Linked DNA regions of Homo sapiens: regions 1, 2, 3, 5, 6 and 7 are each linked to region 4. A link is a loop called in an ENCODE intact Hi-C map of the cell type or tissue named here. Cell type or tissue: heart right ventricle. All regions are shown on one strand. Region 1 overlaps CFAP61 (cilia and flagella associated protein 61). Region 2 overlaps RALGAPA2 (Ral GTPase activating protein catalytic subunit alpha 2). Region 3 overlaps RALGAPA2 (Ral GTPase activating protein catalytic subunit alpha 2). Region 4 overlaps CFAP61 (cilia and flagella associated protein 61). Region 5 overlaps RALGAPA2 (Ral GTPase activating protein catalytic subunit alpha 2). Region 6 overlaps CFAP61 (cilia and flagella associated protein 61). Region 7 overlaps CFAP61 (cilia and flagella associated protein 61).

What was found. A loop is a pair of places that touch in the nucleus more often than their neighbours do. Peaks named below come from ENCODE experiments on the same cell type or tissue, not always from the same donor. Only the 100,000 strongest peaks of a DNase experiment are listed, where the experiment ranks them.
Region 1: a loop joins it to region 4, with 14 times the contacts of the local background. A loop is called at or near these places in 16 of 110 quality-filtered maps.
Region 2: it touches region 4 in a loop (8-fold over the local background); 35 of 110 quality-filtered maps call a loop at or near these places.
Region 3: a loop joins it to region 4, with 14 times the contacts of the local background. A loop is called at or near these places in 60 of 110 quality-filtered maps.
Region 5: it touches region 4 in a loop (3-fold over the local background); 60 of 110 quality-filtered maps call a loop at or near these places.
Region 6: it touches region 4 in a loop (15-fold over the local background); 14 of 110 quality-filtered maps call a loop at or near these places.
Region 7: it touches region 4 in a loop (13-fold over the local background); 86 of 110 quality-filtered maps call a loop at or near these places.

What each region holds. Positions count from the first base shown.
Region 1 is chr20:20,136,279-20,140,278 of GRCh38, reverse strand. The region is part of intron 8 of CFAP61 (cilia and flagella associated protein 61); the gene reads right to left. Among named protein-coding and RNA genes, the nearest start is that of CFAP61, 86 kb to the right of the region's middle. In heart right ventricle, no CTCF peak of the experiment used is centred here; a DNase peak (open chromatin) is centred at 1,815; H3K27ac peaks cover 2,586 bases.
Region 2 is chr20:20,591,841-20,595,840 of GRCh38, reverse strand. The region is part of intron 16 of RALGAPA2 (Ral GTPase activating protein catalytic subunit alpha 2); the gene reads left to right. Among named protein-coding and RNA genes, the nearest start is that of RALGAPA2, 120 kb to the left of the region's middle. In heart right ventricle, CTCF peaks have their summits at 1,486 (motif pointing right) and 2,129; a DNase peak (open chromatin) is centred at 2,006.
Region 3 is chr20:20,566,855-20,570,854 of GRCh38, reverse strand. The region is part of intron 23 of RALGAPA2 (Ral GTPase activating protein catalytic subunit alpha 2); the gene reads left to right. Among named protein-coding and RNA genes, the nearest start is that of RALGAPA2, 140 kb to the left of the region's middle. In heart right ventricle, a CTCF peak has its summit at 2,045 (motif pointing right); no DNase peak of the experiment used is centred here.
Region 4 is chr20:20,082,176-20,086,175 of GRCh38, reverse strand. All of the region lies in intron 6 of CFAP61 (cilia and flagella associated protein 61), which reads right to left. Among named protein-coding and RNA genes, the nearest start is that of CFAP61, 32 kb to the right of the region's middle. In heart right ventricle, a CTCF peak has its summit at 2,168 (motif pointing left); DNase peaks (open chromatin) are centred at 157, 985 and 1,589; H3K4me3 peaks cover 858 bases; H3K27ac peaks cover 2,086 bases.
Region 5 is chr20:20,573,276-20,577,275 of GRCh38, reverse strand. All of the region lies in intron 20 of RALGAPA2 (Ral GTPase activating protein catalytic subunit alpha 2), which reads left to right. Among named protein-coding and RNA genes, the nearest start is that of RALGAPA2, 140 kb to the left of the region's middle. In heart right ventricle, no CTCF peak of the experiment used is centred here; no DNase peak of the experiment used is centred here.
Region 6 is chr20:20,213,328-20,217,327 of GRCh38, reverse strand. The region is part of intron 17 of CFAP61 (cilia and flagella associated protein 61); the gene reads right to left. Among named protein-coding and RNA genes, the nearest start is that of CFAP61-AS1, 53 kb to the left of the region's middle. In heart right ventricle, no CTCF peak of the experiment used is centred here; DNase peaks (open chromatin) are centred at 790, 1,081 and 2,144; H3K4me3 peaks cover 716 bases; H3K27ac peaks cover 3,107 bases.
Region 7 is chr20:20,235,463-20,239,462 of GRCh38, reverse strand. The region is part of intron 18 of CFAP61 (cilia and flagella associated protein 61); the gene reads right to left. Among named protein-coding and RNA genes, the nearest start is that of CFAP61-AS1, 30 kb to the left of the region's middle. In heart right ventricle, CTCF peaks have their summits at 1,707 and 1,906 (motif pointing right); a DNase peak (open chromatin) is centred at 1,907.

The DNA of each region.
Region 1 (4,000 bases), 54 kb before region 4:
CAGCATGGCATATGTATACATATGTAACAAACCTGCACATTGTGCACATGTACCCTAAAACTTAAAGTATAATAATAATAAAATAAAAAATAAAAAATTTTTTAAAAAATGCAACAAGACAGCACTAAAAAAAAAAAAAAAAAAAAAAAATTTCCAGCACCCAGAGGTTCCCCTCATCTCCCCGTCCAGTCAATACTCCTCTCAAAGGTATCCACTCTTCCAACTTTTACTATCATTGATTACTTTTGATCAGCAGAAAACTTGTGAATTAAAAAAACCTCATTATCAGTAACTACCTATTTTAATGTATTACAAAGATATTTCTTTCCTATTTTAAGTTTGAAGAACTACAAAAAATGCAACTAAAAGTAGACATTCACTGTGCATGCTTCTTTTATAATTAGGAAAATATTACAAAAAAGTAAAAAGTCTTAAAGACTGGATTAGATTTTCAGTAAACTAATAATCCTGGTGACTTAACTGTCAATGGTCTAATGTTCATGAGACAGTTACCAACTACAAAGACTAATTGCTTGACTAAACTGTCGTGAGGTGTTGCAGTTTATTACTAAGCAGCTGCCACGTTCATCCCTAGAGGTGACTGCATTTCAGAACTGGGCAAGGTGAAGCTGGATCTCTCTCTCCAGTGTCTCTGGGGTCTTGCGAGGTTTAATTACTTAATGTTCATAATGTCCCCTGAGATCCTCAAATAAGAGGTGCTATCCTGGGGAAAGCTGAGGCAGTGGTATTGTGTAACACATGACTAAAAATACAACTGAAGCTGCGCGATTTAATTGTTATTTTATGGCTTATACCATCTAAGTAGTTTAGAAGTCATGAACTATTGGTTTACTCTAGTGGGAGTAAAGGCACAATTTGTCAGGACTTTCTCTCTAAGTGAGACTGCTTATCTGAAGCGGGTTTACCATGAAGCTAATAAAGCTTAGAGGTTCAGGCATCTTCCCAGCACAGGCTCCGCCAAGGCACAGCATCTAATGCCACATTCATCATTTTGCATTACTCTCCTTAAAAAGGGCTCTTGAATGGGTCAGACTTTAGGTCCCACAAGACTCTGGATCTACCCCGCTCTTTATCTAATAGGAATAATACATACGGAGTGCAAAATAATACATGTTGAGGGCTTCAGGAATAAATAATAATATAATTTTGTGCTTTTTACATTTATTTTAAATATCCATCAAAAATCTTAATTTTTGTGTGATGAAATAAATTGATTCTAAAAGAGCAAATATGGAGAAACAGTAAACAAAAATTTAAGAAAGATGAACAAAAAGAGAGCCAAATTCCCAACTGAATATTAAGACATTATAAAGACATAGTTATTAAAACAGAGAGTTACTGGGGCAAGAATAGAACAGAATGAAGGCCAGAAATAGACACAGACAGTTATGAAATGTTGATATATGATGAAGATGGCATTTCAAGTTAGGGGGAAAGAACAAACTGTACAATAAATAGTGCTAGAGGAAGTGAAGCAAAATGATCAAATAGAAGCTTCCACCAATCATCCTCCCCACAGGAACACAAAATTTAACAATTATGTACACAACAAAGCACCTTCATAAGAACCAAAAATCAGGGGAGTGATCACACTATCTGGTTTTAACTTCATATCACTGAAAGAGGCACTGAAGAGGGCAGGAAAGACAGTCTTGAATTGCCAACACTAACCTTTCCCCATTCCCCTGGCAGTAGCCACGTGGCGTGGAAAATCTGTACACTTGGGGAGAGAAAGTGCAGTGACTGTGGGACTTTGCAATGGAATGCAGTGCTGTCAACACCAGGCAGAACTCAGCTGGCACCCCAAGAGGGAGCATTTGCATCAGCCCTAGCCAGATGGGAATCACCCATCCTGCTGGTTGGAACCTGAGTTCTGGCAAGCCGTGCCACCACAGGCAAAAGTGCTCTGGGGTCCTAAATAAACTTGAAAGGCTGTCTAGGCCACGAGGACTGAGCTACCGGACTTAGGGGACATGCGAGCTAGTAAAACACCAGCTGGATCTGCTAAAAGAGTGCTTGCGTTACCCCTCCCCTAATCCCAGGCACCGCATCTCACAGCTCCAAAAGAGACTCCGACTCCTTCCTTCCACTTGAAAAGAGGAGAGGGGAGTGAAGAGGACTTTGTCTTGTAACTTGGATCCCAGCTCAGCCACAGTTGGATAGGGCACCTGGCAGAGTCACAAGGTCCCTATTCCAGGCCCTGGCTCCTGGATGACATTCCTAGACACACCCTGGACTGGAAGGGAAGCTGCTGCCTTGACATGAAGGACCCAGTCCTAGTAGGATTCATCATGTGGTGACTAAAGAGCCCCTGGGCCCTGAATAATCAGCAGCAGTAGCCAGGTAGTACTCGCCATGGGCCTTGGGTGAGACTAAGAGCTGTGCTGACTTCAGGTGTGACCGGCACATTCTCAGCTGTAGTGGCTACGAGAAGAGACCACTTCTGCTTCAGAAAAGCAGAGGAAAGAGTAAAGGGGACTTTGTCTTGAGCTTAGGTGTCAGCTTGGCCACAGTGGGGAAGAGCACCAAACAGGCTCTTAGGGTCCCCAGTTCCAGGCTTTGGCTCTTGAATGGCATCTCTGGACCTACTATAGGCCAGTGGAAGAGCCCACTGCCCTGAAGGATGAGTCCCAGGCCTGAAAGCATTCACCACAAGCTGACAGAAGAGCCCTTGGGCCTTTAGTGAACATCAGTAGTACCCTGGTAGTACTCCCTGTGGGCCTGTGGTGGTGGTGGACATGGGGAGAGACTCCTTTGCATGGGAAAAACGGAGGGAAGAGCGGAAAGTACTTTGCCTAGTGCTGTCACAGTCAGGCCAGCTGCAGTAGAACAGAGCACCAGATAGATTTCTAAGGTTTCCTACTCCTGGCTCTGGCTCCCAGACAGCATCTCTGGACCTCTGTAGGGCCAGGGGAACTTGTTGCCCTTAAGGGAAGGACATAGGCCTGGATGGCTTCATCACCTGCTGATTGCAGAGCCCTAGGGCCTTGAGAGAATGTAGGTAGTGGTTACAGTGGGCCTTGGGCAAGACCCATGGCTGTGCTGCCTTAAGGTTTGACCCTTTGCAGTCACAGTGGTGGTGGCCACAAGGGTGCTTTGTGTCACCCCTCCCCCAGCTTCAGGTGGCTCAACACAGAGAGAGAGACTTCATTTGTTTGACAGAAAGTAAAGGAAGAGAATAAGAGTCTCTGCCTGGTAATCCAGAGTATTCTTCTGGATCTTATCCAAGACCACCAAGGTGGCACCTCTACAAGTCTGCAAGAACCAAAATGTTACTGGGCTCTGTGTACCCACCTAATGCAGATATAGATGCAGTGACCAAAAACTTAGTTCACAACATCCAAGTTCCTTTGAATACCTGGAAAGCCTTCCCAAGAAGGAAAAGTACAAACAAGTCCAGATTGCAAAGACTACAATAAATATCTAACTCTTCAGTGCCCAGACACTGACAAACATCCACATGCATCAGATCCAACCAGAAAAACATGACTTCGCCAGACTAACTAAATAAGGCACCAGGGACCAATCCCAGAGAGACAGAGATGTAGGACCTTTCAGATGGAGAATTCAAAATAGCTGATTTGAGGAAAACTCAAAGAAATTCTAGATAGCATGGAGAAGGAATTCGAATCCTATCAGATAAACTTAACAAATAATTTGAAATAATTTTAAAAATAATGCAGAAATTCTGGAGTTGAAAAATGCAACTGACATAATGAAAAATGTATCAGTCTCTTAATAGCAGAATTGACTAAGCAAAAGAAAGAATTAGTGAGCTTGAAAACAGGCTATTTTAAAGTTAACAGTCAGAGGAGACAAAAGAAAAAAGAATAAAAAAGAATGAAGCATGCTTACAGGGTCTAGAAAATAGCCTCAAAGGGAAAAATCTAAGAGTTATTGCCCTTAAAGAAGAGGTGGAGAAAGAGATAGGGATACAAGTTTATTCAAGGGGATAGTAACAGAGAACGTCCCAAACCTA
Region 2 (4,000 bases), 510 kb before region 4:
GAGTAGCCAGGATTACAGGCATGCCATGCACAGCTAAGTTTTTGTATTTTTAGTAGAGATAGGGTTTCACCATGTTGACCAGGCTGGTCTTGAATTCCTGAGCTTGTGATCTACCCACCTCGGCCTCCCAAAGTGCTGGAATTACAGGTGTGAGCCACCACGTCCGGTCTGTTCTACAATTTTAACTGCTTTTTAGGTTAAAACATTTATCAATCTGTAGCACTTACAGATAGTAGATTTTATTTTTCTTTTAGGAATATTGTAATAGTAGTAATGAGAGGATCAACAATCTCCCCTTATTCTAAAAAAGCATATTGGAATGGTATGGCAAACCTTGCCTCGCTGCTTCTGCATCTGGTTTGTGTGCTTCTAGGAAGTGCTTTTTTGTCAGGACCTGGTCTGATTTACCCTTGGGAAGTTTGATCTTGTGGGAAACCTCAAGATGCTGAGCTGATATGCATTTCCTATGCTTTTTATAGGATCAGATTGGTATCATGCAAGGTGTTTTAAAAATTAGGAAATTATACTATTTATTTTGCTTATGCAACCTTGTATAAGGGATAAATGGAACTCAGAATTTTGGTTATTGAAGAATGAGCCTCACTCCACTTACTAAATGTAAGACTGAGTAAGGAAGACTTAAAAAGTGAGTGAAATTGCTGTGAAAAATAGAGATCTGGAAAAAAAAATAGAAGTTACTGAAGAGCTTACACACTTAATTTGATCACACTGCCTTTTCTCAGTGGAAAAAAATGAAATTAAGTAATCCTTATTTGATCATTTTTCGGTGTTTCGAATGGAGCTTTAGAAAGTAATAGTTTAGGCCGGGCGCAGTGGCTCACTTTGTAATCCCAATACTTTGGGAGGCCAAGGCGGGTGGATCATGAGGTCAGGAGATCGAGACCACCCTGGCTAACACGGTGAAACCCCATCTTTACTAAAAATACAAAAAACTAGCCAGTTGTGTGCCTGTAGTCCCAGCTGCTTGGGAGGCTGAGGCAGGAGAATGCCATGAACTTGGGAGGTGGAGCTTGCAGTGAGTCAAGATCACGCCATTGTGCTCCAGCCTGGCCGACAGAGCGAGACTCCATCTCAAAAAAAAAAAAAAAAAAGAAAGTAATAGTTTAGTAATGGTATTGTGTAACTTACACTGTCAAGAGACGAGAAAGTTAGTGCTTTTAAAATCTGGGTAGTTGGAACTAACTAGGCTTTAGAGAGAGTACATTATTTGGTGAATCTAAGATAGAATTTAGCTCTTTGAAGTGATTTAAACAAATTGTGTGATATTCAAAATAGAAAATGCAATAGATCTAGGATGTATTATATAATTTTATTGTAACTGATATAATTCTTTCTCCATTTTAAATATCAGATAATCCTGTCTTTTGGTATTTGCATATCACTATTAAAATGATTTTCATTCGTTATGAAAGAGCAACTGCTAACAGCTAACCCCACAGAATGAGAGCAGATTTAACATAAATTGCTCTTTCTTAAATAAAATGCCAGCAGAGGGAGCCCAAGAACTATTTAAAAAGGAAAAATAGTATAAAGAAATTGTTTCTGTCATTCATGTATTCATTTATACAAAACATGTATTTAATATAAAATATGAGAAAATCCCAATAAATATACTGTTACAAATCAGGAAATTGGATTTAAATTGTGGGATAAGGAGAATTGAAAATTCTCTTTTCACACCATCTCAATTGATAGTCAACTACAGGAGTAGGTAGCTCAGGGCACCTACAACCCAACAGCACACTTAAGCATCGTGGCTCTCCCCTTCCTTCCCACTAAATCACGAGTGCTCCTGCCCTGCTACTGACCGCTATTCCTGAAGGCTTGGACTTTCTCCATCTGATACGTCCCTCCTGACAGCTTTATAAAAACAAAGCCTTAAAAGCTGCATTAGGCCAGCCTGTTGGGAAGGCAGACCAGCTGGTGGTGGCAGGCTCTCCGTCCGTCTGCTGTGTTGAGGACCAGTGGGGACGCTCTAATTTGGAAGCAATGGTGCTGTGGCTATATTGCATCCCACCAGATGGCGATGTTCTTTATCTTTAGGAAGATGCTGCCAGTGTTGGCTCAGCTCTTATTTGCTCCTGCTCATAGCCCAGAAACCAACATCTATCTGTTTTTGGCATCAGGCTTCAGAGACTAACTCTTCCCACTATCCATAAAAAATGGCATTTGCCAATTATAGTTTAGAAAGTTAGGAAGCTCTTGGGCTCCCCCTTCTGATACTGGATTAACCAGTAGATTCATTAACAAATATAAACTGTTCCCAGAAGGTTTCAACATCTTGCATAATTAGAATAAACAATTAGAGAAGACAGCCGGAAGGGCTGGCCCTATGGTGTTATTTGGCTTCTGTTGCTGAAGGCTGAAGAGACTAGAAATAGATCTGTGAGAAGGACGTAGTCTGTACTTTGGGATGTGTAAGTAGATTAAAAATGTGCACATATGCTTTGTGTTTCTCTGTAGAAAAATGAACAGTTCTTGGCTGTTCAAAAGAAGAGGAAGGCAAAGACAACCTGGGAAACATGAGGCTTTAACATAGCTGTCTTTTCTTGCTACCTTGGCCTATCTTTGCTTGTACTCCAAACAGTTTCCCACCAGCATCTGAAGTTAGACTGTGGGCTGGGCACCATGGCCCACGCCTGCAATCCCAGCACTTTGGAAGGCCGAGGTGGGCGGACTACTTGAGACCAGCCTAGGCAACATGGCAAAACCCCATCTCTGTGAAAAGACAAAAATTTTTTGGGTATAGTGGTGTGCACCAGAACTCCCAGGTACTCAGGAGGGTGAGGTGTGAGAATCAGTTGAGCCAGGGGGGTCGAGTGTGCAGTGAGCTGTGATCACACCACTGCACTCCAACCTGGCAACAGAGCAAAAAAAAAAAGTAAATTGATAAATTTTTGTAAGTGAAGGATCACACAAATTTCATAGTTTTGAGGTCTTGTAACCATATCAGCACACTATAAAATGCATTTTCATTTGGATAGAAAAAATAGCAACCTTTTGTTGAAATCCTCTGTATTAAATGTAGAATCTTCCAACATACTTCTTGCTTAAGGTGAGCCATCAGTTTGCCTTATGACTCAGATTAAAGGATTATACAGAGGGTGGCCCATTGACAGTGAGTTTCCATTTCAGGTGACAAACCAGGTGACCCAGCCAGTTAAGATAATACAGGCTGAGTTTTGATTATCCTCTTCTTAGTAGTAGTAATGAGCAAATTAAAATTTGTGGAAAATATTCTAGTTATGTGGATGTAAAGTTTCATGACTACGTCAGTGAGTGTGGAATCTAGTGAGAAACAGAGCAATGGGGCTTGCATGCAGGGCCAGGGAGCAGGTCCTGTAGGGGATATTCCCAGGGCAGCATGGTAAGGAGGGATGAGGGAGCAGGTGTGAGTTTAGCATAGGGGAGTGAACAGCAGGAAGAACAGAGTAGCAGGTGCCAACTGGGTTAGTACTACTGGAGACTAAAGTGAGCTAGAGTACCTTGCAAGGGGATCAGTATGTCCCGTGAGATCAAGGAAAGCCTGTGTTCACCCTGACTAGGATGTTTGACGAATCTCTAACAAGAGAGGGCTTTGGTGGGTTTTAAGAGGAGTGGCACAGCCAGATCTTTATTTTAGATGGACCATGGAGAGGATAAATATGAAGGTGGTAAGAAGAGAGGGACAGTGATTAGTGATTAGTTTGCAGGCTATTAAAACAACCTACGTAAAAGGTGGTGCAACCCTGAAGCTGTGACTCTAGAAAGAGAGGGTGGGGTGATAATTCCAGTGCCTTGGGTGGTCTTTAGAGATTAAAGTGTACTGTGCAGTTTAGAAATGAGCTGGGGGGAACTCATTCTATAGGGGAATATAGCTTGTAATAATACTGAGATTATCCTGTGGTCCCTACCCAGCTATGGTTTTCTATTTTATGTCTCATATATATTGGTTTTCTACAAATACCTGTGGATCATTCTGTACTTTAGAGAATAATTC
Region 3 (4,000 bases), 480 kb before region 4:
CTTCTGCCAGTTGAGGGAGATTACGGATAGGGACACATGGATTCTTGACTTGATTTGGGATATCAAGCAGGCAAGTGATGTGATTGATTTATGCTTCACAGAGATTCTGGACTGCATTTGGAAGATGGATTTGAAAATGTGATAGTAGGATAGAATCAGAGATTGGCCTGTAGATGGAGAACAATTAGGAAGTGTTTAATACAGATTTTAAAAAAATGATAAGAACTAAGCCGGTAGCATTGGGGATGGAAAGAAAGGAATAGAAAAGATTCAATAAATTTTAAGACATTTCATTTTATTACTAGGTTTTCTTAACCAATATAGAGGTATAGGGAGTGTTTGAGATTTACCCTTTAAATTGTAAATACTTATTAATGAACTTGAATCATTTATTAACTATCAAGTAACTGTCCTTTCTGCATTTTTTGTATTCGTTGAAGGTATGATGCAGACACACAGACCTTTTGATACCTCAGGGTACATGTAAGAAGTTATTCTCCTGATAAGCAAACTTTTTTTGTTGCTTTAGAATGTACTTGAATTTAAATAGTTTGCAGTATGTATTTCCCAATACTTACTTTGAGCTTTAAAAATCATTGAACTCTTATATGAAATAATAACCATACTGTCCTAGTGAGTAGTCTGTCATATTCATTGTGATTTTAGCAGTGTATAGAGGACATCCATGTAGCAGGCTGGCTTAGTCCCATAATCTCATTTATTTCCTAGATAAATGTAGAAATAGGAACACAAAGTAGAATTGTTTGTACTCCCTGCTCAAATATTTTACAGGCATCATTGCAAGTGGAAGCATCTTTTACAGAATGATGCAACTCAGGGTATGTGGAGGATTATGGGGTATAGAAAAGACAATTAACTCTCAGATAATAATGAACTCCTTCAGTGAAAGAAACAAAAGAGGAAGGTTTACTTAACAATACCCTACTTTAAAGAAGCCTTATGCTAATATTTTGCAGGAAAAAAAATTTACTTGGAAATAATAATCAACTATAGATCCTTCTCATTTTATAAAAACAAGTAAGTTAGCAGTAAACAATGTTCCTTAGAATGAATTTTTTAGAAAGTCACATAAATGAGTTTAGAATTGTCTTTCTATTTTAAGATGTGTTGATGTGGAAATGAAACAGTAAAATGAGATGAAATAAGAGTATATTATATAACATTTGAGAACCTGAAAAAAATTATTTTATAAATCATTTTCAAGAAATACAATTTTATAGTATAGACAAAAGAATTTCCAAATTTTGTGCTTAAAATTGTTTTTACATCTTAATGCATGTTATGTTTTTAATTAAGTTAAGGCTCAATATCTTTTATAGTTCATAGTGGAATACATAAATCTTAAAAGATGGTCCAATGCTAACAGTAATCCCAACATTCAGACTTCTAAGATGAAATGAGGATATCATAAATCTCTATTTAAAATCAGCCTATTATTTAGGCTTAGTTAGAAGCTTGAATTTTTATGTGAGTTTAATAGAGTTGACTGTTTTCTTTAACCTTAACAATTATTGTTATATATTTTAGAAGCGCTGACTGTCTGCCAAACAGAATTACTCTAAGTAAACTTTATTCCTTTGCCAGATGAAAATTACGCAGAAGACCTAATGAAAGAAACTTTTTTTCATTTAAGTTAAGAAATGTCTCTGGTAATTAGTTTAACTTTTGATCCACACGTCTAAATAGATCATAGTGGTTGTTTCAGAACTTATGTAATTCTGGAAACACATGTTATATTAATTATAAAAAGAAAAGAAAGCATTTATGGTAGAGAATACAGTTAAATTCAATTTTTTAATTAACAAACTATGTACCTGTGACTGGTACCATCTCAGGGCTTCTTTCTATTTTGTGAGAATTCTCAAAGGGCCACACTTTTATGTATCCTAGCAGCAAAAGGATTTATTTATGCAGAGAGAACCTTATGAAAGATGTCCTGTGTTTTTAAATAAATAATCATAAATAATTGTTTAAAATTGAACATTATCAGTTTTGTCTCACAAATAAAATCCAAGGTGGGTTTCTTCCTTTTGCCTCTGGGTGGCACACTTGTCTGCACGACGCAGCTTTGTGGTTCATGGGCCTTTGAACATTATGCTTTGTATGGCTTGGTTGTTTCATGAAGTTCTTTCTTAAATCTGAAGGTATCAAAATTATGTCAGTAGTGACCAATAAAGTGTTGAATTAAATAAGTTATAAGATGCTAAAAAGTATTTTCAAACATAATGATGTTCATAGTAATTGAAGACATTTTTTAGTTTAAAAAACAATTTGTAAAGTAGATGTCTCATGAGTTGTGTTCTCTGGCAATCCTGGAAAGTTATAGTTTCATCTAATATGATAGCAAATTTATTATGTAAACAGACATGACCATTTGTATCTTAAAAAATAATAATACATATACCAAACAGCCAGAAAAATGTAGTGCATTCCAAAGCAACTGTTTTTAGTATTTTTAACCAGTTTTGGTTATCCTAATAACTTATGTAATACTAACACAATGAATTTATCAAGTAGTATTTCCCCCGGTACATATGTAACATGGGTTCGTGGTTGATTGGTGTGATCGAAAACATGGTTTGAAATGGCTTTATTTTTTCCTTGACAATGAATTTTTTTTAAAAATTGATGTTAGTGGTTTACAAAATAATTAGGATTATAAACAGTTCCAAAATAACTATAAATTATGAAGAAAATTTGGCGTGACTTTCAGGGCTACCCGGCCTGCCTGTGAAGGAGTCTCCCAGTACGCTTCCCTCTGCTCAGCTGCTTTGTGTCTGAGGGTGGGCTGGTGATGGTGCTTAGGAGTATTTATTTCTTCAGCACTCACAGTGCTGGACTCTGTGCTGGGGACTGCATGATGTTGTACTATTGAATCTTCTCTGCAATTCAATTCAATAAATACCATGGCCTATTTTATTTTATTTTATTTTATTTTATTTTATTTTATTTTATTTTATTTTATTTTATTTTATTATTGCTTTTTTTTTTAGAGATGGGGTATCGCTCCATTGCCCAGGCTGGAGCGCAGTGACACAATCATAGCTCACTGGGCTCAAGCAGTCCTCCCGTCTTGGCCTCCCAAAATGCTGGGATTACAGGTGTGAGCCATAGTACCCAGGCCCCTGAGGCCCATTTTATAAATAATGAAACTTCAAAAAAATATCTAAAACTTTTGCCCAGTGCCACAGGCTAAAAAGCCTGTTAGAATTCACATACAGGCTTGGCTTATTCCACCAGGTATGTTTTCTTTTATTGATTCACAGCAAGCGTATTGGTCCAACAGCCTTGATGTTGTTTCTCCCTTCCGTTTTATTTTGCCTGGGCTCTGCCCTTGGTCCTACTCCACTTCAGAATCCTCCTTATTAAACTACCCTGCCCCAACCTGGAAAGACCTTTCCACAGTTGCCTTCTCAGTTCTTCATCATCCTTCAGTTTCTCTTCTAAAGCTGTTTCTTGTTGTTCTCAGTTTTTCCTAACACTTAAGCAGCTTTTTCACATCAGAATTCCCCAAAATAGTTTGACATGAAAGAACCTATGATTTGGATTTATTAAAAACAGTTTTTATTAATTTCATGATTATTTAAAACAGATGGAAAGATCAATATGTGTGAAATGGAAAAGGACAGTTGAGGAAAGGAATTTTATTTTCATGTTTGTAAGAACATGTATCAGAGACTGGAAGGTTTTCTTTGCTTAAAATAAGTGAGCTATTTTTTAACAATGACTTACAGATTTAATGTCTTAATGTAATTTGTCTGTTATACATCAAAGTTAAATTCTCTTTTAAATGCAAAGCCTACATTAATGTAAAATTATTGTTGCAAATATGCATATAGACATTTTGGGAAATGTGGGTCTTTGTCATTTTCATCTATAATATTGTGTTTTATAATGCACCAAAAAAGCATGAGGCCTCTCTCCAATGCAGAAGTGTTTGTTGTTCTGCCCTGAAGTAACATATTTGGATCATAACAGC
Region 4 (4,000 bases):
AATAAAATTTGAAAGAAAAAAAAAAAAGAAACTGGCAAAGTCACTTCAATGCTAAGACTTGGTTTTCTCATGTACAAAAAACAGGTAGGGACAAGAATAGCTGCAAGACACAGATGACGCACTAAAGCCTGCTCTCTGGGGCACACTAAGTCCTTAGCAAGTGTTTGTTCTCCACGTGAGCCCTCAGAACCTTGGCAGAAAAAGCCTAGAACATTCCAGGAACAACTCACTTCCCCACTTAACCTGCCAAAAGGGCATTGCTAATAAGAGGTGGTGGCTTTTCTCTGTAAAAAAGAGTCCTTGATGATATTGGCTAAGAATAATTTGTAAAAAATTCTAGGAGAGAGTAGTCAACAAATCCATTTTCAAACGTTTTGCCAAAAATAAAAGGTTGCATCAATATTTATTAACAGACATTTTAAATAATGGAAAAATAATTCAATAACCTAATCATTTAAGTGAATGAAGACAGCAATCACACACAATCAACTGTGCACCATAGGCTTTTAAATATACGATGGACACAGAAATATTACTCTGTAGCTATAAACATCAGGAATAAAGGTTCCGAAAGACCCAGAGCCCTAGGCCTGCTCATGAACCTCAGCAGCCCGTTAACAAAGTTATCCATAATCATACCTCAACACGAATTCTTCTGGGAAAAATAGAAAAACATCCAAATCTTGGAGTTCTGAAGAGGCTCTCTCTTAAGCCCTTTCCCAAAATGGATAAAGAGGAACTTGTTCTGCTAAATGCATTCCTTGGGGTAATTGATAATTTATGATCTTGCATCAGCCCGAGTGCTAATGATAAAGTATGACATCAGCCTCACATAGTCTCAAATGGCATATGACAAAGTCCAGCCCCACAGAAACAAAACACCCCAGCTATGGAAAACAACTCATGCAGTCAAATGTTTCAACGTGACTGTTCTGAGGCAATGAGCGCTGCCTGTCAAAGTCAGGATGCAAGGAGAGCCACTGTGAATTTGGCACCGCAGCGTCACATGCCCTGGCACTGACAGGCCGCACAGTGTTCCAGTGGCGATGAAGATGCGGAGTTTATAGATCAGCACAGAGTGCAACGGAAATAGTACAATTCTCTGAGCGAAAAGCAAAGTTACTTTATATCTTCCATTCTGAATGTGTCTTGGAGGGGGCAGCAATGTGCTTGTTAACGTCATCAATTATACAATATTTTATTTTAACTTCCCTGGAGGAAACAAAAGGTCCACCTCATAAACACTTATCAATCTCTCAGACACCCAGATTTCCATCAGACTCTGAAAACTGTGCCATGTGAAATGGAGTTGAACACACACCTTAAGGAAATCAACCCCCTTTCAGGACACCCTACTTGGGAAATGGGTGTCTTCTAAGTCCACAGCTAGAAATGAGCCGGTAGCTCTCACTGGCTTCCTGGAAGGTGGGGAGAAGTGAGGACAAACTCCCTCAGCACTTCCACCAGTCGGTTAGCTGAGCTTGCTAGGAGCACCGCGACATCCAGAACATGCAGAACTCTCCCTCGCAGCCTGATGGGTCTCTGGGTGACACGCAGATCCTGACATTGCTTCATCACCTCCACAGCCTGGCTGCTGCACTACATGATTACGGCCCCAGAGGAAAACCTGCAGGCCTGCTTCCCTCGAGTCTGAGAGGTGTGCATCACTTCCCTGCCAGCACAGAAACCACTGCAAATGCACAGATGGAAAACTCACACTTAAGGACTGGAGTGACAGCAGCAGCAGCAGCAGCAGCAGCAGCAGCAGCAGCAGGCCACCTCCGCATCCAGAATCCTGGCACAGCCTCCTCATTCCTGTCTGATGATATTCTCCATATCCAGAGAGGATTTGTATTTAAAGCTGGACTTTAAAATGTACAGTTGTAAAATGTACAACTGAATGTTGTCACTTCAAACACCATAAATATATTTCTTCAAACCTGTGTGTGTGTGTATTTTAAGAAACCAGTGAATTAAGAAAACAAGTCATAGAAAATCTAATTTAGTGGTAGTGATAGAGAATGCAGTGTGTTCTAGTTAAGCCAACTTTTTACCATGAACACCATCTCAACATGGGGTAGGAGAACCTAAGATCGGCGTCAACTAGATTTTTCTTTCACTTCAGGTATGCAAAACCAAGCACCCTTTTTCTTTTCAAGATCTCTTGTGACCTCTAGTGGTCTTCTTTAAGAAAATCAAATCTATCATTTCTAAACTCCATATAGTATTCCACTGTAGAACTTCCAAATGGGTTTTGGAGTCATTTAGCTTCTAGTCCTTGGAAAATGTCATGATTTTAAAAATTATGAAGGGTTTTAAGCTCAAATTTGTCATGTGCTTTTCAAAGCACATCTGATCTAAACGTCCATCCTGGGCTAGTATGGCTCCAGCTGGACTTGGCTCCACCATAGACTTGGTGGTCACTTACCAGTCTTATTCATGAAGATTGTTGGGGGAAATCTGTAATTGCCCTATCCCTTCTTTTGGAATGCTTTAGGATATTCATAATTATTCATATGAAATTGCTCAGAAGTCAAGTTTAAGTGGATTTCTAAAAAGCATGACATGGGACTATCAAATGTTTCATTAAAATGATTGCCTTAAGAGTTAAAAGTTTGTAATTACAAACCACCCATCTTAAATCTTAAAGAATGTTTTTTTCATCTATTTTATTTCTTTTAATTTCAATAGTTTTGGGAATACAGGTGGTTTTTAGTCAAATGGATGAGTTCCTTAGTAGTGAATTCTGAGATTTTAGTGCACCCATCACCTGAGCAGTGTACACTGTACCCAATAGGTTGGATTTTATTCCTCACCCCCTCCGAACCTCCCCCTCCCCAGCCCCCACGGTCCACTATGTCACTCTGTATGCCTTTGTGTCCTCATAGCTTAGCTCCCACTTACAAGTGAGAACATACGGTATTTGGTTTTCCATTCCTGAGTTACTTCACTTAGAATAATGGCCTCCAGCTTCATCCAAGGTGCAACAAAAGACATTATTTTGTTCATTTTTATGGCTGAGTAGTATTCCACGGTGTATGAATATCACATTTCCTTTAACCACTCATTGGTCGATGGGCACTTAGGTTGGTTCCATATCCTTGCAATTGTAAATTGTGCTGCTATAAACGTGTGTATACATGTATCTTTTTCATATAATAACTTATTTTCCTTTGTGTAGATTCCCAGTAGTGGGATTGCTGGATTGAGTGGTAGCTCTACTTTTAGTTCTTTAAGGAATCTCCACACTGTTTTCCATAGTGGTTGTACTAGTTTACATTCCCACCAGCAGCGTAAAAGTGTTCTTTTTCACCACATCCATGCCAACATCTGCTGTTTTTTGACTTTTAAATTATGGCCATCCTTGCAGGAGTAAGGTAGTAGTATCTCACTGTGGTTTAATTTGCATTTCCCTGATGATTAGAGATTTTTCATCTATTTTAAAAAGCAACAAGGTTGAGCCAATTTAATCAACCATTGTTATCAACAAAGAAGCAATACTCCACTAAGGAAACCAGTTATTTCACAACATTGTTTGAAAGCACATAATCCTTTCCTTGGCCAAGTCTCCTCCCAGCCCCAGGAGGACTTGAAAAAGACAGGTTTTCCCCCAGAAAAAGAGCATGCCAGTAGTTTCTAAATCTGAACACATCTCAAATCCACCATGGATGATTAATTAAGCCCACTGTAGATTTTAGAGGTGTGTCCAGAAGTAGCTATGCTTTATTTCAGATAGTATGAAAAGTACAGAACAGTAACTTCACTAATTACTGTCTAAGTAGATGGGCAGATTACAGCATAATTTTCCACATGGGTAAATCAAAGAAACAGGACAGGGGATTACAGTGTTAATTCATTGGTTTTGAATGTGTCACTAGCCAAATGGCTGAAGGATAATTACATCCCCAAACCCTTCACTGGTTCAGTGTCTTACGAATTGTGTTCTTCACCATTAACTATCAGTGCAAGTAACTATCGTTGAAACGGATGTCAAAAAATA
Region 5 (4,000 bases), 490 kb before region 4:
CTTTTCAGTTTCATTTTTTTCTTGCCTTTTGTTGCCCTTGTCATTCCTCTACTTGAGTTCCTCAGATCCAGAGATTGTGCTTCAGTTTCTTTGATTAGGCCTTAAAAATGCCAACAACATATACACTCGAGATGACACTCAGTGGGGACTGATAATTGCCTAGAAATCAGTCCGGCTTTATTTGTATGGGGTGAAGAAGAGAACTTTGGGAATAATTATGTTAATAAATTAACACAATGTGTTCTATTCAAAAATTAGGAAAAGAATAACAGAATAACATACATGTTAATAAAAAAGGAACTAATAAAGCTGAGAGCATACATGCATGTACTAGAAAGCAAATAATAGTTAGAAGACAACTAAAAATTGTTCTTTGAAAACACTAATAAAAATAGACAAACAGGCAAGACTGATCAAGAAAAAATGTTGGAGGTGAAAAGGGAACAACTACGAAACCAATATAAATTTTTAAAATAATACAGTATGCTATTCAAATAGATCTATAAAAATAAAGGATAATTTCTAGCTTTACTAAACCTTCATGTAAAAGAGAAACTTTACCTTTTTCATCCCATTCCGTAGAAAGAGAAACTCACTTCTGTTATCTACCTTATGTTACCTTGAAACAAACCACACAAGGTCAGTATGAAAAAAACATAATTAGAGACCATCTCACTTATAAACATATAAGCAAAAAATTCTAAATAAAGCAATAATAAATGAGATTGAAGAATGTTGGAAAAATATCATACATCAGGGCTAAGAGAAGTTCATTCCAGGAATGCAAAAGAAAAGCCTATGAGAAAGATATCCAATAGATTCCAATTGAGGAACAATCTATAAAGCCAGTACTCCTTAAAAACCATGAAGGTCATCAAAAACAAAGTTTTAAGAAAACTCACAGTCAAAAGGAGGCTATGGAGACATGACAGCTATTTGTTATGTGATATCCTGGATGAGATCCTGGAACAGAAAAAAGAATTACCTAAAAACTAAGGAAATCTCAATGAAGTGTAGACTTTATAATAATCTTTTAGTATTGGTTTGTTGTAATAAATATTCCATTCGAATATAAGATGTTAATAGTGGAGAAATTAGATACGGAGTATATGGAAACTATATTATTGTCACAATTTTTTATAAATCCAAAATTGTTCTTAAAAAATAAATTTTATTTTAAAAAGACTAATTCAGGAAAAAATTACCAAATATAAATGCATTAAAGCCAACAACAAAAATTATAAAATAAGTGGCTTTTAAAAATAAGCAAGAGAAATGAGTAACAAAGACATAAATTATAATAATGCATATTATTAAAGACAGTAGAGTGAACAAACACAAATAGCCCCACTTATTCTCCAAACCGTACTTAAGCCACATTGAAAGGATTTATATTAAATAAGACATAAATCCACAAGGACAAAGATGGCAGGAGAAAGACAGTAGCAACCAACTTCTTGAAGTTGCAGAACAGGTGGCCTGTGGTAAATTAATTGGCAGACCTGAGAATATTAAATCCTGTGTCAGTAATAGGGGAAGCCAAGAAACAACCTGACTTAAATTAATGCGGGTTCTCTAAAAGGGTTAGAAAATTTCCCATACCAGGTAGCTACAAAAGTAGGAGGTGATGATGGGGCTAAAAACAGGAAGACTGTAAGTCTGTTTAAGAACTAGTTAGAGCTCTGTTGCCACTGGCCACTGCTTTTTCACCCTAGAAAATGGTGAAAGTAAATTAGGCGGGTTCTGGCTTGGAGTCACCAACACGTCTGAGTGCAGAGATGCTGTCTTGAAAACAGAGGGATTAAAGGAGAGTTTTCATACTCTTTGAGCAGGAAGAGAGTCTTTTGAATTCCAGGAAAAAAAAAAAAAACAAACTCAACATACATATATCTGAGGTTCTTCAGGAACACAGTGAAACTGACCAAAGACCATGCCTGCTTATGGTTTCTGCTTCAGTTCAGTCCTGAGCATGTAGAGCTGTCAAATATGTTGTTGGAGAAATGAGTTTAAACTTGAGGAAAGAAATCTAGGCCAGAAATGGGCATGTAGAGCTGTGAGTATATGGATGGCATTCAAATATGTCTGGCAGTAAATCTGTATGAGATTAAGAGGGGCATGAGTATAGATAGAGAAGACAAAAGCTCCAGGGCTCTTCAGTGTCCACAGTCTGTGAGATGAAGAAGCACCAGCAAAAGAAGACCAGGTGAGAGTCATACCTGGGGGTCAAATGGTTGAAGCATTTCAGAAAGGAGACATGATTACCTGAATCAAATGCTGCTGAGGACTGGACATTGAGCACTACATTAAACAACATGGAAGTCTTTGGTGGCCTACTCAAGCACCATGCCAGTGGAGAAGAGGGATAGAACACATGGGGGCTGAGGCTATGACACATGAGAACAGAGACTGAACTTTGTGCAAAGGCTGCAGGTTGGAGATGTGGAATCCAGAATTTAAAAACTGAGCTGCGAGAGATTAGAGGAATGTGCTTGGTCATGGAAGCAAATAGAGATAGAATTGTCTAAAAAGGGCCTGAGAAGAAGCGTTAAATGCTGCAATGAAGTCAAAAGGATGAAGAGTGAGAAAATACAATGTGCAGTTAAAATGCTTGCCTCTGTTGATTATTACATACATACTATGAAATAAATTTTTTTGTTATAATACATCATTCTTTAAGTGGTGCCTGTGTGTCTTTGGCTGCTTTTCTGTTTACTCTAAAAATTCAAAGGCTTATTTTAGGAAGCTGGAGACGTACTCAAATCAGTCTTCTAGCCTTTACTCATACTAAAGCAACAGGTATCCAAAGAACAAAATTCTATAACTTAATCGGTAAAATTAGATATACATGTAAATCATTAAATTCTTCATTAACTATTTGTTTCAATGCACAGTTTCATATTTCATAATTAAATATATATTACAAAGACATTCTATGCCTTGAACTTGTTAGCACACTCCTATCTCACAGCCTTTGCTCTAGCTCTTCTCCCTAACTGACTCTTCCCCACAGAGCTGCACAGCCCATTTGCACATTGTCTTCAAGTTCGAGTCACATATCACTGCATGCTTAAAATCTTTAGTCACTGGAGAACTGCAAATGAAAACCTCAGTGAGATACTGCTGCATGCCTATAAGAATGGTTAAAATTTTAAAAACCAACAGTATCAAGTTCTAGCAAGGATGTAGAACAAGTGGAACTCTCTCATACTTTGCTTGCAGGAGTGCAAACCGTAACAGCACTTTGGACAACAGTTTGACAGTTTCTTTCTTCAGTTTAATGTTTATTAAGCATACACTTATGACCGGACCCAGGAATCTCACTCCTAGATATTTACTTAAGAGAAATGTAAACATGTTAACACAAAAGCTTGTACATGAATGTTTATAGCAACTGTATTCATAATTGCCAAAAAACAGGAACAAATCTAAATATCTACAGGTGAATGGATAAACTATGACACATCTGTAAAATAGAATATTAATCAGTAATAAGAAGAGACAACTGATACCCACAACTGTACAGATGAATCTCAAATGCATTTTGCTGAGTGAAAGAAACCAGACAGGCTACAAACTGTAGAATTTCATTCATGTGACATTCTGGAAAAGGCAAAACTATAGGAACAGAGAACAAAGCAGTAGTTGCAAGAGGCTGAGAATAGAGGAAGGGGACCAATTATGAAGGGGCACTTTTTGGAGTGATGAGATCCTCCATATTTCAATTATGGTGGCAGTTTATGGCAACAGTTGCATGAACGTATACATTCCTTAAAACTCCTTAAACCTGAAAGGGATGGAAATTTCTTGTATGCACATTTCACCCCCATGAACCTGACCTAACAACAACCACCGCAGATGTTACTCCAGCATTGAGGCTTCCCTGGCCACCCATTTCCATGGCACTGTTTCCCACCCATCCTGCTCAAGGGTCTCCCTCTTCCTCTCCCCTGATCTATAAAACCCATCACAGGGTCTCCAGGAACTGTTATGTCATGTCTTA
Region 6 (4,000 bases), 130 kb before region 4:
TGACATCCAATTGTATCTCTGACTTAGTCTGAAGAAATTAAGCATATCTCTTTCATCTCAATGCAAACAATGGTTTGTATTCTCTTTCACATGACTTGAAAATTCTGTACACCAAAAGGCTCGCTGGGCTTTTGTAAAAGCAATGCACAATGATTGTTTTGAAAGAATAAGCCTTTCTGAAAATTCCTACAGAGTATGCTAAGGCTACAAAGTTCAAAGGAATTTGGTCAGATTCAATGGAATAGCCTCTTGGTTCAAGTGAAGGACTTGGAGGGAGGAATAAAACAAATCCACCTTCTTTTTAAATAGAAATGAAAAGAGAGCTAAGCAGAAACGTCAACAGGAAGGAAGCTGAAATACAATAAATGGGAGTGGCCACTGCTGAACACAAGTTAGAGAAACATTTTAATAAAACACACAAGGCTAATTTCAGTCACTCAGATACTTCACATCAGATCAGGGAAAATAAAGATCTAAGTCTTTACCGCTAATTCTTAGGAAATGAAGATCCCATCCCATGAAAAAAAAAAAATTGGTATAGAAAATTTCCACTGTTTTTCTTCTCATTCTTTGAATCAATTCCTGATGATTTTGACAGCAGTTTAAAAAAATGTTAATTCCATGCTCTCAATGGAAACTTTTCCAAAACAGTATTCAAAATATCTGAAGTAGTTACGAAAATAAAAATAAAACCCCCAACCAAGCAAACAGCAATAACAATACTGCTGTAATTAATCAGCACAAAAGGCTTCCCCATGCCCAGAAGTCCTGGCAGGGATGTGGGTTGCTGCTCATGAGAGTGACACCTATGTGATGACAGCTGTGACTTGCAGGGTGTCTGAGACTCCAAATACAAAACCAAACAGGAGTCCTCGGGAAATTCTCCCTTTTGCTCACTCTGTGTATATTCAAACACAAACTATTTTCAAAAAATTCCCTAAAACCCCTCTGAGTGGGATGGAAGGGACTAGGCAAGCATATTGCACTGTAATTAACACCCGTTCACCACTGACATCACACGTCAGTGTAAAGATAGGTCACGTACTTTTAATTTCTCACACGCACGTCAGCGGTAAACAGTCCCAGTGTTCGTGTTAATGACACCATCTGGCGCCTCCCATAACTGTGTAGCATTCAGCTTCCAAACAAGATGTAATGGCAGCAACACATGAAACCCACTGACATTTACAGTAAGGAAATTTATTATCAGTCATCGGTTTGGTATAAATGTGTTTGCATGACTGCTGGGGCTATAAAATCGTCACCTTTGCCAGGCAAGCAAAGGTGCAATAAATAATGGATTTTAAGCCATGCATGTACTACCAAATCATTAAACATTTATCAAACAGGCACAATAGCATCTTAAGCAACAGTTACCACTTGAAAAATTAATGCCACTTTTGAGGGTTAAATGAAAACCATATAGTCTAAGCCTTAATGATTTTTAATGTGGTTCAGTACAGAATATGAAGTTTTTTTATTTTTATTTTTAGTTGAATATGATATATATATATATAAATAGGTCTTCTATAATAATTTCCTCTTGAGGAAGAATCACTCTATGTTCTTTGGTTAAATACTAAAAAATACAATTGAAATGTTTCTTGAAAAAGAAATCATGGTTAAAACCTTTCAAAACTAGAAATGGCAAACAAAAGGGTCTTTAGGAGTCACGTGGTATTATTTTCTTTAAAATCCTTAATGGATTAGTCAGTGATGATTGCAATTAAACTATTTTAACTTTGGATTTAAGGAAACATAAAGTCAAAACCAACAAAATCCCCTGAGTATCCCAGCCATGTTTGTCCCTACTACTTATTCCTTCCAAATACTCTCCCCATGGCATGCCAGTGATTTCTCCAATATGCTTGTTCTATGGGTATCCGTTGTTTTAAGAACAAAATCCTTAGCAATAACAATTCAAAATACAGATAGATTAGAGGAAGGTTTCGTGGAGGATTAGAGGAAGGCTTTATGGAGGACTTATCAAAGAATAATTTTTGACTCAAAGAAACAAAGAGAAACCTGCGTGGGAACTAATTATTTATTTGCTTGCTGGACATGGAACAATGAAGGCAGAGAAGCCAGTGGCTGCTTTGACATGAGGCTTCCCGTGTGGGAGGTGAACCAGAAGCCAAGCCTGGACGGAGACTGTGCCATCAAGAGGCTCTGTCACGAGATGCCAAGATGAGCACGCGTCTCCAAAACAACACAATCTCAACATGCAAAATGATCACCAAGCAAGAGGAAACAGAGTGAGCCCTAGAGTAAGTGAGTGGCACTGTTTGAAGAAAAAAAAGTTAAGAAGTGACTGAATAAGAGATTTCTCTGTCAGTGTCTGAGTGGGGTTTAATTCCTTGGTGAGAGCTATTGCTTAGAAAGCCCCTGTAGTTTTATGAGTCTGCTCCCTGTGGATGCTTCTCTCTCTCCACTCTCCTTCTGCCTGCCCTGCGCCCTAAACAGGAAGCAGGTGCAGCGCTCTGCAGGCAAGATCCCTGTTGGGACAGAGGGCAGGATGTCTGCAGAATACTGAGGAGGCCAGGAGGGGAGCCCTGCTCCCAAATTTTCCATCAGTGGAAAGAAGTGTTGAGATTTTAGGCCTTCATCTCTAATAGTGACTGCTGTTTACAGCGGTCCAGGGGGCTGTGAGTCTTCTTTGTGTGACTTGGGGTTGAAATTCAAGGTTTTGTCAAGACCATGCATCTTCAGGGATGGCTTCCTCCATTGTTGGGGAGAATCCCTGTGGACAGTGTTCATCTTTGGAGAACTGAATTTAGGACTCAACAGAAGGGCTTGGGGTGGGGGGTCACAGAAACTAAGAGATCACTGCGATGCCCCTCCCTGAATACATACGTATTGCTCGTTCCAAGTCATGGAGGGAGAATTTTGGAGCCTGGCCTGGTCAGACTGAGGAGGGGGTGACCATTCTCCTGCCATTTCTGTTTGCAGGGTGAGGAAGTTGCCTGAATTCCATCTGTGTGCCCACATACACAAAGCTCTGTTACACAAAGGAGCTACTCCAGCGACTAACTTAAGTGGGATTATGTGGAAACGAACACAATCCACTGGGATGGTGGTACTGTTATGGAACAACACAGATTGCCTGAGCCTGGATATCAAAACAAAAGCACCGAGTATGGGAATTTTTCTCAAACAGCTTCTCTGTCCAGTATCCTGAGAGGGCCCCACACTGCCCTGTCCTTCCATCTGTCACTAATTAATTCAAATATTTCCTAGGGTTCTAGCTGCTACCTTACATCTTCTGGAAGTGACTATCAGGGCCCTCACAGAGGTAAAGAATCAATGAATAACTCCAAGAAGCCTTTGCTCATTTCTTTCAAAGTTGTGTCGCTTCCATAATACCTGATGAAACACTCTGCCTTCATATGAGGGGGCGGGGAGGGGGTGGAGAGAGAGAGAGAGAGAGATTGCACACCATGGCGAAAACAGCTCTCCTGAAGGGTGTGAAAAAACAGTTAACAACGAAGGGGAGAGAAACAAAAAGCTATTCAACAGATGCATGTCATTTTTACTCTTCAGTGTGGATCAGTTTTTCTTGTTAATTATATCACCTATTCTTTCCTTATATTGATAATTACATAATTACATGAAACAGATGGGTGACAGAATGCACCCAGATGGTGAGAACGTAAACAGGCTTACAAATTGCTTATTCTTGAGCATATTAAAAAGAATTATTTAATAATACATAGATTTCTATACTCTACACATCTGTTGAGTAGAGCCTTCAAAATGGGTTACTTTGTCATTTTTTTTTTTTTCTTAAACAGATACAGTGTCCTCCCTGGGAATTCCTGGGAGGCCAACTGCCATGGAGGTAAAATATTTCACCTTTTCCAAAATTTGGATTCCTGAAATTCTAAATTCATGTTCTGAGCCCACTGGCTTGCTTTTCCCCTCCCGTTTTGAGAAATAGCAACGGTGGTTTCAAGGGGAGTTACAATCACATGTAGCACTGGTTATACTTTCACAAGCTGGA
Region 7 (4,000 bases), 150 kb before region 4:
GGTCCTTCTGGCTGGGCCTAAGCAAACTTCCCCGACATTCTTTGTAACATCAACCTCCTTGCTATTCAGAGAAGGTTCCCTGCCCTTTCATGACTTTATATGAAAATATCACCAGCATTTTCATTTCTTTCTCCAACCTCATATTTTTGCTGTGATGGTTCTCTCTATAATCCGATTTAGCAGTGTCTAAATATTTAATTTCTTAAATCTATAACTATGTAAGAGTATTGGTCTAAAGTCATGAAGTTTATAATACATAAGTCTAATAGACTGATTTTTAATTTGATTGCCTATGAATATTCAAAAAGTTCCTTCAAATAGAACAGTGGGTCACGGAGTACAGCTTGCATTTGGGCATGCATTTGATGAAATGGCAGGAACAGCAGAACCACAGATAAAGCTCAGATCTAATGGTGTTGGCTTAATGTATATAAACAATATCTAACATCACCGTGAGCCCTCAGCTCCAAAATCAAAGGTCACCATATCATGAAAAAAAAAAAAAGTTTCAAGTTAAGTGCTCAAGCCAATGAAACATTAAACAAGGGCACCTGCATTTTCACAGCAAATAATTCCAGTGGGGATTTCACGTTGCTGTGGATACAAAGGGAGGAACAGCTCAAAGATACTTGTAAAGCAGGGAGGGATTAGGGTATCCAGGGAAATAAGTAAAAGGTATTGTGTTTCATTCCATGCTTCAGGAGGACAGCTACAAAATTAGGTCTAAACATCCTTATCCTTCAAATAAAGAGGGTCACATTGCCCATTTATTGTGAACATGATAAAAGAAACATAAAACTTTTCATGGTGCTTACCCTTCTGGGCAGTAGATACATGTCGGCCTGCTAGGCGATCGCTAGTTATTTTCTAGCTGATTTTGTGTGTGCTGTGCGTGTCTGCAGGGTGCAGGCATAGCAAACGCAACCAAAGCAAGTGATTTAATTAACTGCTTTAATTAATGCTGTTATTTGAACAAATAGATAATGTAGAGAAAAAATTATTATCCCACATCGATCTAAATGTTTCAATTTAATTTACTAAAACCTCTGCTTTCTGAATGGTTCAAAACAGTGACAAAAATATTTGCCAATGAAAATAAATCCTAGCTCGTGATAGATATTTAACCTATCTACATATTCTACTAGTTAAAAAATAACTCAGATTTAATTCAGTCTTAACAACAACACATGCCATAAAATACTATAGGTGGAGTTTAGAAGTTGGGAGCTCTGTGAACTTCCAATATCAGAGGCAAAACAAATCCACACAAAATATTTATTGTTAAGTACACAGCAGAGTAAGAGAATCTACCAGTTTTTCCCTGAAAAAAATTTAACTTTCTTTAGCAATATTTTTTTCTGTTTAAATCATAAGAGACTTTTGGACAAGGTCCTGAGCCATTAATTTAATTTGTTTATTTTAAAAAAATTTTTATTTTGGAGGATTTTAAATATACACGAGGTGAAAAAAGCTTAGCAATGACTAATATTGTGCTGCTTTGAAAATACTCACCAACACTGTAGTGGTTGGAGTAAACACCACACATTGTATTATTTCATCTTAAATTCTCTAACATGCAAGAACCTAACAAGAAAATGAATTTCAGAAAACGGGGAAGGTGCAGGAAACTGTTAAGTATTAAAGAGATTTCAGGGGCACATTAACCAAATGCAGTAGTTGGACCTGGTTTGCATCCTTATCCAAACCAACTAACTGTAAAAGAACAATTTTAAGACCACTGGGAAAACTGAGCACGGACTGGTATTAGATGATATTAAGGAGTTATGGGGTATTTGTTCGAGTGTGTTAATAGTACTCAATCCATTTTTGTTGTTAGTAAAAATTAAACGGCAGCTGCATCCATGGCCACAAAGTTGTTGGTCATGACACACTCTGACCTCCAGGGGGAGACCGAAGAGAGAGATCCACAGAGGAGGTGTGGGATGGAGGATTCTGAACACATCTAGAAGGGAGTGGGCAGTTCGTGGGGTGAGACAGAGGTTACAAGCTCTCTCCCTGACCCTACTTCTCTCTTCTCTTGGGTGCCATCTTGCCCAGCTCCACCTTGGGTGGCTCAGAGCTCCCTGGTCCTGGAGCTCCTGTAGGAATGAGGATGCGACCTGGAGAAACGGGGCAAGGAGCAAGTCTCGTAAGGTACCCTGAGTCTGGGTGTGACTCAACCCTGGACCCGACACTAAGGTAGAAGTGTCTGCCTGGAGGGCCCTGGGTGCTCTCTGGAGTCCTCGGGGACCTGGCAGGGGAGGGGCATGGTGGCCAGGATAAGGGGCTAGGTAGAAGTTCAGGATCTCAGATAAAAAACTTATGTATCACAAAATAAACACATAAATCCTTACTGAAAAAATGAAAATGCATGCCATTCTTGAAATGTCAATTGAAAAGATAAGAATAAAATTTGGGAGTTCTGGCAAAACAGATGAAAATGAAATTGAGCTTTCCTTTATAATTTAGGGGAAATGATTAATGATGTTTTTATCTATGTCTAGGAAGTAAAAACATTATACATTTATACTTTAAGCATATGTTTATATATACTGAGCACATACCAGATGTAAATACCAAGATGGTAGCTATCAAAGACAAGCCAGAAAGCCCTTGCACATGAGAGATGGCAAAATACAAGACACAAATCAATTTGTTCCTTAAGGATGGAATCATGGAACATTATGGGAATTCAAAATCCAGTGGGATCACTTCTGGTTGGGGAGGATGAAGAAGAGCTTTGTGTTTTGGGCAAATGCTGGCTATTAGCAAGGCTTTAATAACACCACATGGGCAGGTTTTTTCTTGGGCCTTCCTTCTTAATGGTGATAGTTTAAGCATGAGACTTCGTGAAATGCTTTCTGCTAGGTCCAATTTAGCATGTTAATACTATGAATATGGGTTCAGCTATATAATGTTAATAATAACTTAAAAATTAGGCCTGGTAAGCCCCAAAGTAATGATGTGACTTAGAAGTTATATGATTCACTAAGAATTAGAAAATGTGGTTTGGAAAACAAGCCCATAAAAATGAGTTAGTTACAATGAGCAATTACAGGGGGAAATAGGTTTCCTTATAGATGAGACTGCCAATTTTGAGCAAATGTCTATAAAAATGGCTCCTAAACCCACCTGCATGTTGGAATTACCTGGGGATTCTATTAAAAATACTGTACATATTCCTGAAACCCACCCCAGGCCTACTGAATTGTAACTCCAGGAACAGGGTCCCAGGACACTGTATTTGTACAACCCTCCCCATCCCTATCCAAGTGGCTGTGATGTGCAGAATTGTAGAGCCTGGAACTTTTGCAATCTGTTGCTTATAGAAACAGTTACTTAATATTAACCCTAAAATCTCAAAAGGTGATTCACAACATTTTCCTCCACCACAAGTTCTTAAAATAAAAAGGAGAATTCAAACCATTTTTTTCAAGCCTATGTCTTACTATACTGGTAAGTGTTGGATTATCTGTTTGAAAGGCATTATCTTCAGAGAAGTACACTTAGAGAGAAACCTGGTCTCCAGAAGCCATCTGCTGCATAGATGGCTTTGCCTGCTCTGGGTCTCACACAGAGGCTCACGGTCTTCCCACTCCCCAGCAACGAGGACCACCTGTCACCTCTACTGGAGGGCCCTCATGCCTGTGTTTTCAGGCGGGGCTGTTTCTGGGCTTCCCTTCCAAATTTCCACCCAACATCAAATGCTGTAAGTTGGGGGGCAGTTTGATATGTCCTTATTCCCTCAATCCTCTTGTGCATCATTTTATGTGCGCCAAGATAAAAGAATTATGGCCCTAATCCTCCCTCCGCAGGGAGGAAATAAAGTGGCTGGCAGGTGCAGAGCTGAGGAAGTGGGAAAGGGTGCACAGCTGAGGGTGTATGATGCCTTTGCTTTTTTGGGAGTGAGGCTGCCCATGAGAAAAGTGGGGATGGGAGGATGGTGCAGGAAGGGTAAACACCACATCGGCCTGGTGGCATTGGCCGAGTGTGTCCCTGC